2 separate regions of the Homo sapiens genome follow, and region 2 is linked to region 1. The links are chromatin contacts, found by Hi-C or POLR2A ChIA-PET in ENCODE. All regions are on one chromosome and are shown on one strand. The core of a region is the stretch at or near the end of the contact, and the rest is flanking DNA. Distances in the headings are between cores, read along the strand shown. Region 1 has its middle 10 kb from the start of TNFRSF8. Region 2 overlaps VPS13D (vacuolar protein sorting 13 homolog D).

Region 1 (5,568 bases), core at 2,190-4,689:
ATTGAAGGTCCCAGTTAAAATGTAAATCATTCCTGGAGAAACCCCTTGCTAAGTCCCTGGCAGATGTCGCAGGGGCTGGTTTCTCAGAAGAGCCTTGGTGGAGGGCAGGCCCTGGCATTCTGATGGCCCAGTGTGGCGAGAGGGTGTTGTGGAAGCACTTAGATTCAGACCTGAGCTCAGCACCTTGGCTGAGAAGGCCCCAGGTGGGGCACCGGCCACCCCGTCACACTCCCTAGTGGACTCCTTTCTCTCCTGATGCCACCAAGCTTGTCCCTGCCCCAGGGCCTTTGTGCTCGCTGGTCCCTCCGCCTGAAAACTTGTTCCCCCAGCTCTGCAAAGTGTTGTCCCTCTGAGAAAACTTCTGGGGTGACAGATATAGTGGTCATCTTGGTTGTGGAGAAGGATGTATATACATGCCAACACTTACAAAATGGTATACTTTAAGTTGGTCAAGATTACTGTGTGTCTATTATACCTCAATGAAGCTATTAACACACACACATTTTAAAACCGCAGCTCCTGCTCATCTTCAGGTGTTGGCTCAGATGAACCTCCTCAGAGAGGCTTTTCCTGACCACCCCAGCTGATGTTACCACTCTCTGCCACATCGCCCTGTTCATCAGGGACGTACCACAGTGTGGCATCGTTTATTTGCTCATTGCTAACTTTCCCCGCCTGGGGAGCAGGGATTGTGTCTGTCTGGTCCACTGACATAAGCAGGGCTTGGCTTCATGAATCTTTATTGAATGACTTGAATGACCAAGGACAGGGGTCCTAGCAGACATGGCGGACGTCAGACTCACCTTCTGGGGCTGGTCTAGGGGTGTTCCAAGAACACCAAGCAAGGCTGAGAAGGGCAGGTACTGCTCTGAAAGTGAAACCCGGAACACAGCCATGCTGCCAGCCCATCTGCGCCATCATCCATGCCGTGGGTGCCTGCAGAAAGTGCCAGCAGGGACCCTGTTCCTAGCAGGAGCTGCCCATCAGCATATGGCATTCATTCAGAAAATCCCTCTGGAATCTCCCTGGTCATTCCCTCCATGTGGCTGGGAGTGGGTCTGCCCCACTCCCAGAATCATCCCTCCCTCCAAACAGGAGGCAGGAGGCCTGAAGGCCCAGTCTGGCCTGGGGCTCACCAGACACAAAACCCTGGCAATGTGGAGAAACTAAGGCGTGGCCACAACTCAAGCCTCAGCTAGATCTGGAGACTCATGGGGACCTCCCCCTGAAGACTGGAACTGTGATCTGGCCTGAGAAAAACCCATCAGTTACCATCCATAACCCCCATCGACTCATGGTGATTTCACTGGGTTCTGGTTTGCATCAGACACTGGCCAGAGTGTGAGAGCTGAGGTGGGGGTCGCCACATCCAGCAACCGCTCCCCTACCCCAGTTACACCGACCCTGAGGCCAAAGTCCCACAGCCAGTCAGTGCAGGGACAGCCCCCAGGCCCCAGCCTCCTGAGCCCCCACCCGGCCCCTCTGCCCTCGCCCGGCTTTATTGTGTGTATTTGCTGCTTGCTATCATTTTCCTTTTCCAGGCCTGTCACCAGGGGAGCAAAGCCTTGACCCCAAGCTTTCAGACTCTGGCAAGGGAGGCAGATGGCAGGGGTCTCAAGGGTCTGCTTGGCTGTGACTGCAGAGGCTGATGGAACATCAGGGCTTTGGGAGCGGTCAGCGGCCTGTTTCAGTGCTGCACACACACACATACACATATGCACACACACATGCACACACACGTACACATAGGCACACACACATGCACACACACGTACACATCTGTGTGAGCACACACTTGCCTCCCAGACTCAGCATCCATCATCCCCAATGCCCGGCCAGCTTATCTACCTATTACCTGAAAACAATCCTGTTATCTGTCCAAGGAGATAGTGTGGAAATAAATGCTTAGCAAGAAATGGCCTGTGCTGTCTACCCCACATCCACCTCCTGGGGGGCCTGTGTGTTCTGGGGGTCACTCTTGCATTTCAAGTGACTCCAAACAACGTCCCCAAAGCAGCAGCCCACCTTGTGTTTCCTTGGGGCCTGAGCCCGGCCACTGGCTGGCGTCCCACTCTCATGCTTGGCAGTGGAAACAGCAGCCACTGCCTTGGCTTGCACTGACACTGCACAGGCGCCAGGGTTCTTTCTGAGCCAGGCCTTCCGGCTCTGCAGGGGCCATTGAACTGAGCCAAGGAAAGAACATATTGGTGGCGGCCGGGCGTCATGGCGCACACCTGCGGTCCAAGCTACTCAGGAGGCTGAGGTGGGAAGATTGCTTGAGCCCAGGAGTTCAAGGCTGTAGTGAGCCATGATTATGCCACTGCACTCCAGCCTGAATAACAGTCAGCCTGGCCCTGACTCTAAAAAAAAAGAAAAAGAAAAAAAAAAAGAACCTGTTGATAGCATCTACGGATATGGGTAGACACTGACCCCTGGGGTCCCTTCCTTGTACTCCAGGGACCAGCACTTGACCATCCAGGCCTGTGTGGTCTGTCAAGCAGACCTGGTGCCCAGCAAGACCTGGGGCTCTGCCAGGACCACTCCTATGAGACCTGCTCTTGCTGCAGTGTCTAATGTGCCTATAGGAGCAAGAACGCTTGGACGAAAGGAACACATCCCTGCTTAAGAGGCAACGCCATGGATTAATATTCATTTAAACAAACACTTCTACAGGCATATGGGTACCAGGCCCCAGGATAGGTGCTGGGGTTCATCAGTGAACAAGGCTTTTGCCCTCAGAGGGATGGGAGCCACTAGGAGTTTGGATCAGGGAGGGGCATGGCCTGACTTGGGTTGTCCGGGTCACTCCGGCTGTTGCGTGGGAAATAGATGGCCCAGGAAAAGAGGGGGAGGACGAGAGAGGGGAGAGCAGGCAGGGGCAACTGAAGCATCCAGGGTGGAGGGGGTGGAGGCTGGGGCCAGGAGGGAGCTGTGGGAGAGGGAAGGGGCCGGATTAGGGGTGAACTTTGGGGATGGGATTTACTGAAGGATTGGATGTGTGCGAGAATGAGGCAAAGGTTTGGCCTGGGAAACTGGAAGAGTGACGTTGCCTTCAGCTGGGGTGAGGAGGGACTACTGAGGGAGGGCAGGGGCTTTAGGAGCACCTGTCAGCGGCCACCTACCCAGACTGTGGTGGGGTGGATGCAGTGGTCAGTGAGGGCTTCCTGGCAGAGGTGAGGCTCAAGCTGAGACCTGAAAGAAGGAGCAGGCTGGGGAGAAAGGGGTGAGAACAGCAAAGAGTGGGACTGCTGGGAAGAGCTCGCTGAGGGTGGCTGGGGGAACTTTCAGTGGCCCCAGGGGGGCCCGAGGGTTACTGACAGGGAAAGGAGAGAGCTCCAGATGAGGCCAGAGGGGCAGGACGGGTCCAGGCTGCTTACTCAGCACCAACAGGGAGGGAGGCTTGGCCATGAGCAGCCCAATCAGACCGAGAAATGGAGACGGGTAATAAATAGCCACAGATGAGTCATCTCAAGCCCCAATTCTGAGCCTGCCTCGCTGCTCTCCTGGGCCCGCAGCCTTCCTGGGAGGGGCCCCTGATTTCAGAATGACCAGGTCAGGCAGAGCTCAACTACCAGGGCCCCTGTGCTCGGGGCTCAACCCTGCAAGGCCCCAGGTGGCAAGGCAGCTTCGCCTTGTGGCAGCTGGTCCCATCGCCTTCCTCAGAACTCAGGTCAAAATAAGCAGCACACAGAAAACATTTTTTATGTGATCATTGCTTCAAACTTTTTTTTTTAAATCCTAGTATTAATTAGCCAGGTATGTAGGACTAATACAGTGCTCACCTGCGGTCCCAGCTGCCTGGGAGGCTGAGGCGGGAGAATTGCTTAAACCCAGGAAATCGAGGCTGCAGTGAGCTAGGATTGCACCACTGCACTCCAGGCTGGGTGACAGAGTGAGACTCTGTTTAAAAACAAAAAAAAAAAAAAGCTGTATTAATAAAATGTAATTAGAGGTATCCAGGTGTTGGGGGAAAAAAGCATTTGGTAAAGTCAGAGAAAGCTGGGTTCAAATCCCACCTCTTACTGCAGCCACAGCTGAGCAACTTGGAGCCAGCTGGTTAACCACCCTGGGCCTTGCCTTTCTTATCCATCAAATGGAAATAACAATGGCACTGACATCACAGACTTATGCAAAGATCTGAGATGCTAAATGCTTGGCACAGGAAGCTCCAGGATACCCAGCTATAATACCACAAAGACAGGGATCTATTCTAAATTTGTGGCCATCTAGTCAGGGCCCGGCCACAGGACAAATGAGGCCACCATTTTGCCTCCAGGCCCCCAGGTCTCCTGGGCCTCAGATGCCGGAGCACAAAGCCTCACTGTATTTGCACCTGGTTCACGCAGCCCCCTGGAGGCTCTGGACTTGAGAAGGCAAGCTCCCTGAGGGCAGGGAGTTTCTCAATGCTAGTTTCTCAATGCTTTATTACCAGGGCTTGGCATAATAAATATTTATTGAATTAATAAATAGAGCAGGCCGGGCACAGTGGTTCACGCCTGTAATCCCAGCACTTTGGGAGGCCGAGGCGGGCTGATCACTTAAGGTCAGGAGTTCGAGACCAGCCTTGCCAACATGGTGAAACCCCGTCTCTACTAAAAATGCAAAAAAAAAAATTAGCTGGGAGTGGTGGTGGGTGCCTGTAATCCCAGCTAATCGGGAGGCTGAGGCAGGAGAATCGCTTGAACCCAGGAGGCAGAGGTTGCAGTGAGCTGAGATTGCGCCACTGCAGAGCGAGACTCCATCTCAAAAAAAAAAAAAAGAATATAACCATCTCAAATTAAAAATAATAATAGGCTGGGCACGGTGGCTTACCCCTGTAATCCTAGCACTTTGGGAGGCTGAGGCAGGTGGATTACTTAAGGTCAGGAGTTTGAAACCAGCCTGGCCAACATGGTGAAACGCCGTTTCTAATAAAAATATAAAAAAATTAGCTGGGTGTGGTGGTGGGCACCTGTATTCCCAGCTAATCAGGAGGCTGAGGCAGGAGAATTGCTTGAACCTGGGAGGCAGAGGTTGCAGTGAGCCGAGATTGTGCCACTGCACTCCGGCCTGGGCAATAGAGAGAGATTCAGTCTCAAAATAATAATAATTTTTCAAGCAATTAGTTCGGCTTGCCACATTCTGATAGATTCAGATGCTAAGGAGACAATGAGCCCAGCTAGATTTAAAGGGTTTACTACTGGCCGGGCAGGGTGGCTCATGCCTATAATCCCAGCAATTTGGGAGGCCAAGGTGGGCAGATCCCTTGAGCCCAGGAGCTGCCCATCCTGGGCAACAAAGTGAGACTCCTCATCTCTACAAAAAAAAAAAAAAAAAATTAGCCGGGTGTGGTGGCATACTCCTGTAGTCCCAGCTACTCGGGGGACTGAGGTGGGAGGACGGCCTGAGCCCAGGAGGTCGAGGCTGTAGTGAGCCATGATCGCACCACTGCCCTCCAGCCTGGGTGACACAGCAAGACCCTGTCTAGAAAAAATAAAATGAGGGTCTACTACCTGCAGCCCTGCACATAGCATGAGCACTGAATTTGCATTGCTTGCCCTTGCCCTTGCCCTTAACATCCCTTCACGT
Region 2 (5,545 bases), core at 550-3,049, 290 kb before region 1:
CGTGTTTGTAAATACTTTCAAGTAAAGTATAGTCTACTATGAAGATAAAACATCTCCTCTTAAAGATATGGAAAAAACAATATTCATTTTATAACCATTCAACGTATGCCAAATTTCTCCCCAACACATCAATGCAGTAAGAAAGGTACCTATGAGGGAACTGGTCCTGTCATTACTAGACATAAACTTAGGCTGAAAAGTAATCCTGAAAAGGTTTTGTTTTTGTTTTTGTTTTTGTTTTTTTGTAAGAAACTTGGGGCACAAGAGCAACAGTAAAAATGGACAGTTGTGCAACAGTGTTTTCTAAGAATATTTTTCATGAAGAAAGCTGCAATATCTCTGCACGTCTGCATTTCCACCTCACTACTGGCTACCCAAAAATAAGTGCAAGTGTTCCATGAAGTATGAAGGAGGATGGGGCAAGAGGACCCATGGCAGCTCTGTCAGCCAGGATGTCAGCCTCCACCTGCATGTACAAGTCAGGGATGCCACCTGCATCATTTCCTGGGCTGTCCCTCCAACCACTGGGACTACAGGCAGGAAGGGTATGTGAGAGCATGTGTGATCAGAAAATAAACGACAGTGGACATCTCTCTTTGTGCCACAGAGAAAGATTTGGAGACACAGAGTAAAAGGATCAAGGTGCTGCATTATAAGAAATATTAAAAACACAGTGTATATGGACAGCATAACAATATGTGAAATAAAAACAAGACTCAGGTTCAGCAGACTAGTAAACTGCCAGTCAGGCCAGCTAGCATGAAATGGATCTACAGAGGTGAGGAAATGTGTTACTGCTGATTTTAAATCTTGTTTTTCTACTGAAACTAACCATTGGCTGGCTTATCTACATATTGATTACCAATGCCTATGACTGACCCAGTCAGTCCTAGAATTAGGGGAAAGAAAGAACAAGAAAGTTTCATTAGAGTAAGCTTATTACAGGCTTAACCATCTGACTTCCTGACAGTCGCTTAACCATCTGACTTCCTGAATGTCACACACCGTAGAGGAAGATGAATTTTTATCTGGTGCTGCATATCGAAAAAAGGTCCCGACTTTGTCCACAGACACTGGGCTCACTTGCTCCCAGCCATTTACTCTCACTTGCAGTTGATGAATCCGGAGGTCATGGGTGTGTCTGTCAGGCAGAACAAAGAAAAAGATATTAGGCACAATCTCCAGAAGGGATGAAAAGTAGAAGCAAAGACACAAATCTGATTTAGTACATATGATGTAAAAACCCAGTTGGCTAAACCTTTTGGAGATTACCTAATGCAAGGGAAATCAGGAGCACAGTTTAACTGGGTTTTACACTTACAACACAAACTGCAAGATCTGTAAAGCTTGACTGAGTAAGAGTGGCATTTATCCTCCATTGTACAAACCACGCAAAACCTAAACACGAGCCAAGGTCTTTCCCCCACCAACCCTCACCCCAACCTATATAATGATGTCACTGGGGTGGTAAAAATGCAGTAGCGATTTAATCATATAACCATACTCTTGGAAATGCATAAAAAATTATTCTTGGTTCCTTTGTTGAAATCCTAATTCGCTCAGAACCACATGCAGTTGTTTGGCTCCAGCCCTACGTGACTACAGACAGGGCAGGAGAGGCACAGCGCTCATTTCAGGGCTCCTGTGCTCGACTGAAACTGGAGCAGAAGGCAGTGGGCAGAACAGGAGGAACAGGAGGAAACTGCACATTTAATTCTATTTTAGATTTTGCCTAATTCAAGCCAGAAGTGAAATGGGGAACTAGATTTGAGGCTGACAGGAAGCGGGGAGGGAGGCAAGGAGTGGGGTGCAGTGTGCCAAAAGGGGAAAAAGCCAGAAAAGGCATTTATTTTGAAGAATTCAAGCAGAATAGTGGGACCTGAAATGGATTATGAAATACGGAAACAAAAACAGAAATGACAAAGAGGTCAAACCCTTTCTGATATGACAGAGGATGGGCTTATCCAGAAATGTTCCCAACAGTTCTGTAGTTAGCTTCTCCAAGAACTGTGGGGACCAACAGGAAAATGCTCACTGCTCTTACCTGGAAGCTAAAGTGGCTTCCAAGCACATGTGTGCCCAGCATAGTGATTTTTTTTTTCCCTATAAAATCCCTGGAGACCCACACGTTCAGAACTCTTGCTTCTTGGGAATAATGTGTGTGGGTACCAAAGCTATGCAAAAGGAAACCTGCTTGACTTGGGAGCAAGTTTACACTCAGGAACTGAAAGCACCACAAAAAGCACATGATTACAGAAAGCTAAAGCCAATCTCTTCAATTTCAGCTCAGCTTGAAAACAAATATGAGGCTCAAATACTAAATCTTAACCTATTCAAATGCTGTCTTAACCTATTCATATCCACTGGATAGCCTGTGCATAGAAAAATACTTGTAAATAATACAACACTTTATTGGATATTTTATGATCTCTCAGTAATCAGATAGAACATTTTCTCACATTCATTCCAGTTTTGAGTATGGGTACTTCAGGAATGCATCAGCTAGCAGTCTCCCCAGATCAGTTCTTTTTAGAATCAGAATTTGTCTTCTTATTAGCTTTGAGTCCTGAAACTAGCTGCTTGTTAAAAGTACTACGTGGCATATATGTAAATTAAAATTGAAATCAACATGCTTTGAGAATCTTTTAAGAATACCATATCACCAATCCATCATGAAAATCAGGCCAAGATGCAATAAACTTGAGGGTTATGATATGTCTATGTTTCCACCAAATTCTGTGAAACACACAGGTTATCACCTCATATGTCAAATAAATGGATAGTTAATGAAAAGACATGTATTTCCAAGATGGCAGCAAAGTCTTTATTTTTTAAAAGGAGGCTGGGTGCAGTGGCTCACGCCTGTAATCCCAGCACTTTGGGAGGCCGAGGTGAGAGAACTGCTTGAGCCCAGGAGTTTGAGACCAGCCTGGGCAACACAGTGAGACCTCATCTCTACAAAAATAAAATAAAATAAAATAATAAAAGGAAACACTGATTTACGAAATATCTTTTAAAAAGAAGACATTAAAATCATTAATAAGGGGCCAGGTGTGGTGGCTCACACCTGTAATCCCAGCACTTTGGGAAGCCGAAGCGGATCACTTGAGGTCAGGATTTTGAGACCAGCCTGGCCAACATGATGAAACCCCATCTCTACTAAAAATAAAAAATTAGCCAGGTGTGGTGGAGCATCCCTGTAATCCCAGCTACTCAGGAGGCTGAAGCAGGAGAGTTGCTTGATCCCAGGAGGCAGAGGCTGCAGTGAGCTGAGATCGTGCCACTGCACTCCAGCCTGGGCAACAGAGCAAGAAGACCCTGTCTCAAAAATAAAATAAAATAAGATAAGATAAAATAAAATAAAATAAAATCATTTATAAGGAAAGTAAAAAGACAAAACACTAGGGACCCTCACTTACATCCACTTTCTTTTTTTTAAAGAAAAGAATAAACCATACTTTACCTGTGTCTTAACTTTCCTCTTGCTTCAAATTCAAAGGGAATCTCTTCACCTGTAAGGACTTCTCGCCATTCACTAACATTGTGAGTATCATCGAGAAATGTTCCGTTCCCTTCTGGAACTACCCCTGGACTCCCACTGTGAGAGAGTGCAGCTCTGGAACCAAATCAGATGACATCAGCCTGTCCCTGTTTCTTCCCAGCTCCCTCTCACAGGAGCCCCGTGCAGAAGAGCAGAACCTTCTCACAACTCAATTCCCAGCAATAAAAGGCTGCATGACCTAGCTACAAAGAATGACCTTGAGGGTCGCTAACTATAGCTATCTTCGTGCTGAATCACAACTTATTTGACATTTTAGAAACAGCTGAAAGCTGTCACTCTGTAGCCACTTACCTCAGGCAGTAGAATCTGGTACATGTGAATTAAGGCATGACTTTTTCAAGTGGCATTTAAGTGATTAGTTGGAATTTAACAGACCTACACTGTTAAAACAAAAAAGCTTCTCTTCTAGAGCAGTCTCATACTTGGGGGAGGTCGGAGAAATGTGATTTCAAATCAATGGATTCTGTTACTCATGCCATGCACTTCATGACCTCAGCTGGAACGACCACCATGTACTTGGAAGGCTGAGCCAAGATCTAAACAGGCAGAAAGTTGTTAGAAAAGGTTCTCGCCTGGCTTAGGTAAAGTCTCCTTTGTTCTCCAAACTCCACCCAATTCCATCTGGGTTGAAGTGCGTTTTAGGTATGAAAGAATTCTTTAGGGATAGAGGGAGAATGGGGATGTTTTCAAAGCAATCTTGGAATAAAATGGCAAAACATTTGGTGTGATAACCACACATAGCTCTTTAAAATGGGAAAGAAGGTAGAGATCGAGGAGAAAAGATGGAATGGCTTTTTCATACTTCCTGCTCACATCCTTAATTTGCTTGGCTTTTAAACATAAGGTATACCAAAAACAAGATCATAATTAGACTCAGGACCTGCTTCTCTGACTATAGATTCTCTACAAAACCAGAACCTCCATCATAAATCTCAGCAAGACAGCAAGTTATTCATTCAAATATCATCCCAAGAGCCTCAAGAGGGGGCCCACCTTGCTCTACTGGGCTGGCACAAGAAGGCTTTGGTGGCAGAGATGACTCGGGGTAATATAAACTGACTGCTTACCTGGTGGGTGTGGTGGTCAGGGTGGCAAACCACAAAGTGCACCCCGTGTGGTTCCTCAGAGCAAAGGGGACAAATGGCTGCCGGCGCTTGGGGGTTTTCACCTCTGCTACGACAAACAGAAGAAGGCTATGAGCAGACGCCCCTATCTGCATGGCAGAGACCCTCCCCCAACCTGGAGACAGTGCCCAAATTTGTCTCTTGTGCAAAGGGGCTGAAGGTGGAAGCAAGAAAGAAGGAACAGGACAAATGGAAGCTCCACGTATTTGCTGGCTGCTATGGGAGAATTTGGTCCCTGCCTGACTATTCCCAGCCCCCAATTCTTCCACAACTCTTACAGGCCTTATCTCTCAGAAGAAGGCATCAGGACCTAACTTGGTGGGAATCACGAAAGAAATAAAAATGGACCTCCCCAGTGCTGCCAAGAACTATATTCTAAGTGGGTAACCTAAAATGTAGCAAGATATATCATATGTACTTATTTAAACTTTGTCCAAAAAGCCTTTACCTTAAGGAAGTCTCCCTTTACATAAGTTACCCTACAGTCATAGTATGCATTTTGTAACAAAATAAAATAAAAACATTCTTTCCTATTCTTTTATACTAATAGTTGTTTTTGTCTCCCTGGAAAGGCAGAAGTAGACCATCTCAAAGCTTTTCAAACAAAATTGTTAGCCCATTTTTTAAACATAGATACCACCACCATCTATTATAAGGTGGGTACCATGGAAGCCATAAAAGGAACATAAAATATGGCTTCATTGCACAAAAAGCTTCTAATCAGGGAATGTGGAAAGAAACAACAATCAATACAAAACTGTAAGTAACCAAATTCTAAAGAGCGGTGACCTGACTATAAACATTGTAAGAAACCCAAAGCAGGCTTTCTGGTGCCCCAGCTGCTTTGGCAGACAGATCC

What was found. Hi-C counts contacts between places; a loop is a spot of excess contacts on that map. ChIA-PET counts read pairs that join two places held with the same protein, here RNA polymerase II (POLR2A). Pooled maps may share reads with other maps.
Region 2: a loop to region 1 is called in a pooled map, with 3 times the contacts of the local background. The contact joins two enhancer-like sites. A Hi-C loop is called at or near these places in 4 of 50 pooled maps. POLR2A ChIA-PET finds 5 or more read pairs at or near these places in 2 of 52 experiments (CD4-positive, alpha-beta T cell and MCF 10A).

Annotation. Positions count from the first base shown.
Region 1 is chr1:12,050,067-12,055,634 of GRCh38, reverse strand. No RefSeq gene overlaps it. Among named protein-coding and RNA genes, the nearest start is that of TNFRSF8, 10 kb to the left of the region's middle. RefSeq lists a silencer at 1,460-1,509 and enhancers at 2,392-2,441, 3,117-3,176, 3,187-3,276, 3,317-3,466. Within about 2 kb of position 3,439, at least 12 of the 41 ENCODE cell types and tissues checked have a DNase peak (open chromatin) inside an H3K27ac peak, as active enhancers do.
Region 2 is chr1:12,340,970-12,346,514 of GRCh38, reverse strand. It overlaps VPS13D (vacuolar protein sorting 13 homolog D), which reads right to left. Exons shown (of 70, transcript NM_015378.4): 41 at 4,630-4,735; 42 at 3,464-3,616; 43 at 1,006-1,141. Among named protein-coding and RNA genes, the nearest start is that of VPS13D, 110 kb to the right of the region's middle. RefSeq lists an enhancer at 1,620-1,779. Within about 2 kb of position 1,799, at least 15 of the 41 ENCODE cell types and tissues checked have a DNase peak (open chromatin) inside an H3K27ac peak, as active enhancers do.